Regions from separate parts of the Homo sapiens genome. Here region 2 is linked to region 1. Evidence: read pairs that join two places in POLR2A ChIA-PET (ENCODE). Cell type or tissue: GM12878. All regions are shown on one strand. Links, peaks and the distances in the headings refer to the core of each region. The heading gives the core; the rest is flanking DNA.

What was found. ChIA-PET counts read pairs that join two places held together with the same protein. Peaks named below come from ENCODE experiments on the same cell type or tissue, not always from the same donor. Only the 100,000 strongest peaks of a DNase experiment are listed, where the experiment ranks them.
Region 2: POLR2A ChIA-PET joins it to region 1 with 9 read pairs; 2 of 35 experiments call an interaction of 5 or more read pairs at or near these places.

What each region holds. Positions count from the first base shown.
Region 1 is chr1:154,303,746-154,306,663 of GRCh38, forward strand. No RefSeq gene overlaps it. Among named protein-coding and RNA genes, the nearest start is that of AQP10, 16 kb to the right of the region's middle. In GM12878, for the core only: no CTCF peak of the experiment used is centred there; a DNase peak (open chromatin) is centred at 1,423.
Region 2 is chr1:154,611,488-154,614,405 of GRCh38, forward strand. It overlaps a transcript of ADAR not described here. Among named protein-coding and RNA genes, the nearest start is that of ADAR, 4.8 kb to the left of the region's middle. In GM12878, for the core only: no CTCF peak of the experiment used is centred there; no DNase peak of the experiment used is centred there; H3K27ac peaks cover 62 bases.

The sequences.
Region 1 (2,918 bases), core at 213-2,712:
ATCACTTGAGGTCAGGAGTTCGAGACCAGCCTGGCCAACATGGCAAAACACTGTCTCTATTAAAAATACAAAAATTAGCCAAGCTTGGTGGCATGCGCCTGTTATCTCACCTACTCAGAAGGGTGAGGCAGGAGAATCGCTTGAACCTAGGAGGCGGAGTGTGCAGTGAGCCGAGATCGCGCCATTGCACTCCAGCCTGGGTGACAGAGTGAGACTCCGTCTCAAAAAAAAAAAAAAAAGAACTTGGCACAGTGGCTCATGCCTGTAATCCCAGCATTTTGGGGGCAGGCAGATCACCTGAGGTCAAGAGTTCAAGACTAGCCTGGCCAACATAGTGAAACCCTGTCTCTACTAAAAATACAAAAATTAGCCAGGCGTGGTGGCGGGTGCCTGTAATCCCAGCTACTTGAGAGGCTGAGGCAGGAGAATTGTTTGAACCTGGGAAGTGGAGGTAGCAGGTCAGCTGAGATTGTGCCATTGCACTCCAGCCTGGGCAACAGAGACTCCATCTCAAAAAAAAGAAAGATCAGTAGATCCTTTTGTCACATGCCCACTGCCATATCCCCACTGCTGTAATGTTGATCTTTTAGAGTAATGTAATTCAGATTTCATTGTTTTCCATGTTTTTTTTTTTTTTTTTTTTTTGGTTATTGTTGTTGGAGTCTCACTGTGTGGCCCTGGATGGAGTGCATTGGCATGATCTTGGCTCACTGCAACCTCTGCCTCTCAAGTTCAAGCAAATCTCCTGCCTCAGTCTCCCAAGTAGCTGGGATTATAAGTGCGCACCACCATGCCCTGCTAATTTTTGTATTTTTAGTAGGGACGGGGTTTCACCACATTGGCCAGGCTGATCTCAAACTCTTAGCCTCAAGTGATCCAACCGCCTCAGCCTCCCAAAGTGCTGGGATTACAGGTGTGAGCCATCGTGCCCGGCCAGACTTCATGTTGATGGATCAAACACTCTGTAAGTCCTTGGAGAGTGGTACTAGTTACGGGCAGACCCTATGGGCAGGAAAGGCAAACCTATATTCAGAATACGTGTCAATTTCAGTCAAAGGTGGTGGGGTATAATGTCATCAACTTGTCCCTGAACGGCTGCTTGTTCTTCTCGTGGGATAGAACCATATGGGGGCTTAGCCCTGGCGTTTATTAATGACAGATTGAACACTGGCAGCAGCCATAGCTATTTCAGCCTTGGTGAGTAGGAGTTTGTATTAGTCAGGGTTCTCCAGAGAGACAGAACCAATAGGATATACTGGAGGGAGAGAGAGAGAGAGAAGAAGAGGGGATTTTAAAGCTCAGTCTACTGACTCATATGTCAATCTCCCCTGGAAACACCCTCATAGACATATCCAGAAACAATGCTTCACCAGCCATGGAGGCGTCCCTCAATCCAGTCAAGTTGACACCTAAAATTAGTCATCACAGAGCTCATGCTGGTGGGCCCATGCATCACCTCCATCTCTACGACCAGTTACTCCATTCATTGTACCCATTGTTCAGAGCTGGGGTGGCTGATGACAATGGCTGAGTCATTCTGTCTACTTATCTGTTCAATGCTTCCTTTGTAATGGATGCTCTCTGGTGGGCATAACATGTTGTACAAAGATCGTACACTTCAAGACCACTCCTATCGTTACAGAGTCTCACTCTGTTGCCCAGACTGGAGTGCAGGGCTGCAATCATAGCTCACTGAAGCCTTGAATTCCTGGGCTCAAGCAATCCTCTTACCTCAGCCTCCCAAGCTGGACCACAGGCGTGTGCCACCATGCCCTGGCTCTCAGACCTTTTTGTCCTTGTTCTTTCACTCTTTCTTCTCAAGCCCTTGACGAACCAACCGGGGCATTTGCCACTGACTATGTGACTGTGTGAATATTCTGCCCATGTGAATATTCTCATGTAGGGCTACTTCTCTTTCCACACAAAGGGGATGACCAGATATACTGTCCAAATCTTTGTCCCTGGAAGGATTTCCCCTCACCACTATCTTCCAGAGCTGCTTCTGAGTGAGGCTGCAATGCAGCAGGATTCTCTTTTTTGGCTTTTCCCCGTTTACCATGCCAATCCATCTGTGAGCAAAGCTTGGGCTTTTGCCTTCCCTGTCAGCAAGTCACAGGGATCCCTGACAGGGCCATAGGTGAGAGCTGAAGAGAGATGTCAGTGCAACACTGCTGAGTGACCTGGGAGTCTGGGCCACTTGCTTTGAAGCTTGCTTTGCCCTCTGATCCTGCTTATGCCTGATATCAAAGATGCCACCTCTATCTTACAATGTTTTTGTTGTTGTTGTTGTTTTGTTTTGTTTTTTGAGACAGGGTCTCACTCTGTCGCCACAATATGTTCTTGCTGGGCCCACTCTTCCTAATGACATGGAGGATCTGACAGAGCCCAGCTTTTGATGGTTAGTTCTGGCCACTTGGTTACTTGATGTCCTATAGTCAGGTTCTGTGTCTCTACCGGAGCCCAGGAGCATTTCAAGAGCTGCTTTTCAAGTGGTGGGTATTTTCCTGCTGCAGATGGCATGGATTTGCTCCAGAGCTTCAGGGGCCTACATTATGATTCTCCTCTGAGAGCTTGCCAAACCAAAACCAACATCTTCTCCAACCACAGACATTCCAGTCTCTTACGTTCTGCTAGGTCACAAGGCTGCAGAGGCCTTTTCTGCTTTTGGCCCCACTCAAAGTTGATGTCTTTCAGTGTCAGCTAGTAAATTGGTCAGGGTTGTATTCCTAACTGTGAAATATTGCTCCAGAGTCCTAAGAAGATTGGCATCGCACTTCTTTTTTTCTTAGTGGTGGGAGGCATGAGATGCAATATCTGACCTTGACTTTGGATAGATATCCCAGCATGTCTCAGACCACTGGACCTCTAAAAACTTAACCAATGTAGAAATTTCCTGAAACTTTGCAGGGTTTTATTTC
Region 2 (2,918 bases), core at 325-2,824, 310 kb after region 1:
GTAGGAACTTGACGAGTTGGATGAAAGTCTTTAAAAAAATTAACCAAAAATAATAGGTTTATTTCAGAAAATACAGACAAGCAAACACAATAAAAATCACCCATTGTTAATTCATCATTCATCCGTGCCTACCCTTCGAGCATTTTCCCTGTGCGTAACTTCCCCGTGCGTAACGGCACTGCCAACACATGGGTGGTCAGTCCTCTCAAGGGAGGAGCTCTTCCTATAAAGAATGGCTCACCTCCCCAGGGGCCTGTGAAATGACCCCAGATGTATCTATACCACCTAGGTCTACTTATTAAAAACCACCTAAATGATTAAGAGTTACTGTCTAAAAATGAAGTACTCAGAAACTCAGTATTCTCAGAAGTCTGGCTTCCACATAGCAGTGCCAAGCTCTAGCTCTATAGGTGCATTCAGGGGGTGAGACTTCCCCACCTATAGGAAAGGACATGCTATTATCAGGGCTCCTGAGTTGGTTTTGTTTTCCAATCCCTGCTATTCTTGCTTTTTAACTATAAGTAACTGTTAGTCTGACTTAGTAATTGTTAATTTGGTTTGTTGTGGATCTTCTGTTTAACCTTACTGCGTGCAGGGATACATGTTTACAACAACAGTCTTTTTTAATCTGTAATTTCCTATAACCAGACTTTACTACACACATGGGCTATATCCAATTGGAACATCTATCTCCTGTCTACTGTAAAGCAGATGTCTGCAAACTCCTTCAGTATTTGCTCATACAGTGATACTGGGACAGAAATGTACTGCCTGTGAATGTATTCTAAACAATTTGCAACATATTATCAAAGAAAGTAATAAATTACTCAGTTTTTTTTTTTTTTTTTTTTTTTTTTTGAGATGGAGTCTGGCTCTGTCACCCAGGCTGGAGTGCAGTGGTGCAATCTTGGCTCACTGCAAGCTCCGCCTCCTGGGTTCACGCCATTCTCCTGCCTCAGCCTCCCGAGTGGCTGGGACTACAGGTGCCTGCCACCACACCCGGCTATTTTTTTGTATTTTTATTAGAGACGGGGTTTCACTGTGTTAGCCAGGATGGTCTCGATCTCCTGACCTCGTCATCTGCCGGTCTTGGCCTCCCAAAGTGCTGGGATTACAGGTGTGAGCCACCACGCCCAGCCTGCTCAGTTATTTTTAAGTACCAGGGCATCATTTTAGAATAACTCTTAGGAAATGTATAGTAAGCAATTCAGAGTTGCTAGGCACAAATTTATTGCCCTCCTTTTTTGTTATCGTTGTTTCTCCTCAATTCTTTATCACTGAGTTTTTATTCCACTACAACAGTTCCTAACAACATTAATTTTCTTTCTTTCTTTCTTTTTTTGAGATAGAGTCTCGCTCTGTTGCCCAGGTTGGAGTGCAGTGGTGCGATCTCAGCTCACTGCAACCTCCACCTCCCAGGTTCAAGTGATTCTCCTGTCTCAGCCTCCCGAGTAGCTGGGACTACAGGCACATGCCACCATGCCTGGGTAATTTTTTGTATTTTTAGTAGAGACGGCGTTTCACCGTGTTAGCCAGGATGGTCTCAATCTCCTGACTTCGTGATCCGCCTGCCTCGGCCTCCCAAAATGTTGGGATTACAGGTGTGAGCCACTGCGCTAGTCCCTCAACATTAATTTCCAAAATTCACAGTAGCCTCCCACAGTAAACCCACTTGCTTTGATAACCTGTAAAGCTTTTGGTAGAGAAGAGTGAGTTGCCCAACTGGCTGAGTAGTGCTCTGTGGCAGTATTTATGCTGACATATATTCTATTGATGTTAATGATCACAAATGGCTTTTTTTTTTTTTTTTTTTTTGAGCCAGAATCTCACTCTGTTATCCAGGCTGGAGTGCAGTGGCATGATCTCGGCTCACTGCAACCTCCACCTCCCAGGTACAAGTGATTCTCCTGCCTCAGCCTCCCAAGTAGCTGGGACTACAGGCACGCGCTATCATGCCTGGCTAATTTTTATATTTTTAGTAGAGGTGGGGTCTCACCATGTTGGCCAGGCTGGTCGCAAACTCCTGATCTCAGGTGATCCGCCTGCCTCGGCCTCCAAAAATGCTGGGATTACAGGCGTGAACCATTGCTCCCAGCTAAAACTGGCTTTTGAAGTTACAAGAAAGCAAGAAATGTGGCCAGGCGCGGTGGCTCATGCCTGTAATCCCAGCACTTTGGGACACCGAGGTGGGTGGATCACCTGAGGTCGGGAGTTCGAGACCCGCCTGACTAACATAGAGAAACTCCGTCTTTACTAAAAATACAAAATTAGCCGGGTGTGGTGGCACATGCCTGTAATCCTAGCTACTAGGGAGGCTGAGGCAGGAGAATCACTTGAACCTGGGAGGCGGAGGTTGCAGTGAGCCGAGATCGCACCACTGCACTCCACCCTGAGCAACAAGAGCGAAACTCCATCTCAAAAAAAAAAAAAAAGAAAGCAAGAAATGCCTCAGGTACCCCCAGAAGAAAAAGAGGTCTCCAAAAGCTATTAAGTGCATTTATCCACTCCAGTAAGTTATCTAGTAACAAAGAAAAAAAGTGGTATTTATCAACTAGCTATATGTGCCAGGCTTAAGTATTATATAATAAAGATATAACATTTGCAATAATATTACATATGTAAAATAATACTAATAATAATGACTAACAGGCCTGTGTGCAATCTTTTGCAAGTATGTATAACTAATAAATGTACATTCAGTCGGATAACTACCCCACGGGGTGACCCTATACAACTTGTGGTTTTATACATTATATTCTGACACCCTTAAGCCGCTTCTCCGATGCTAGATTGTTCTTGGATGCAGCACCTGACTGACTTCTGGCCTGACTCTGGCTAGCACAGAGGTTCCGCTACTGGCCTACATTTGGGTTCTATTGAGTCAGGACCCAAAGGGGGAGATCTCCCATCTTCTTCTT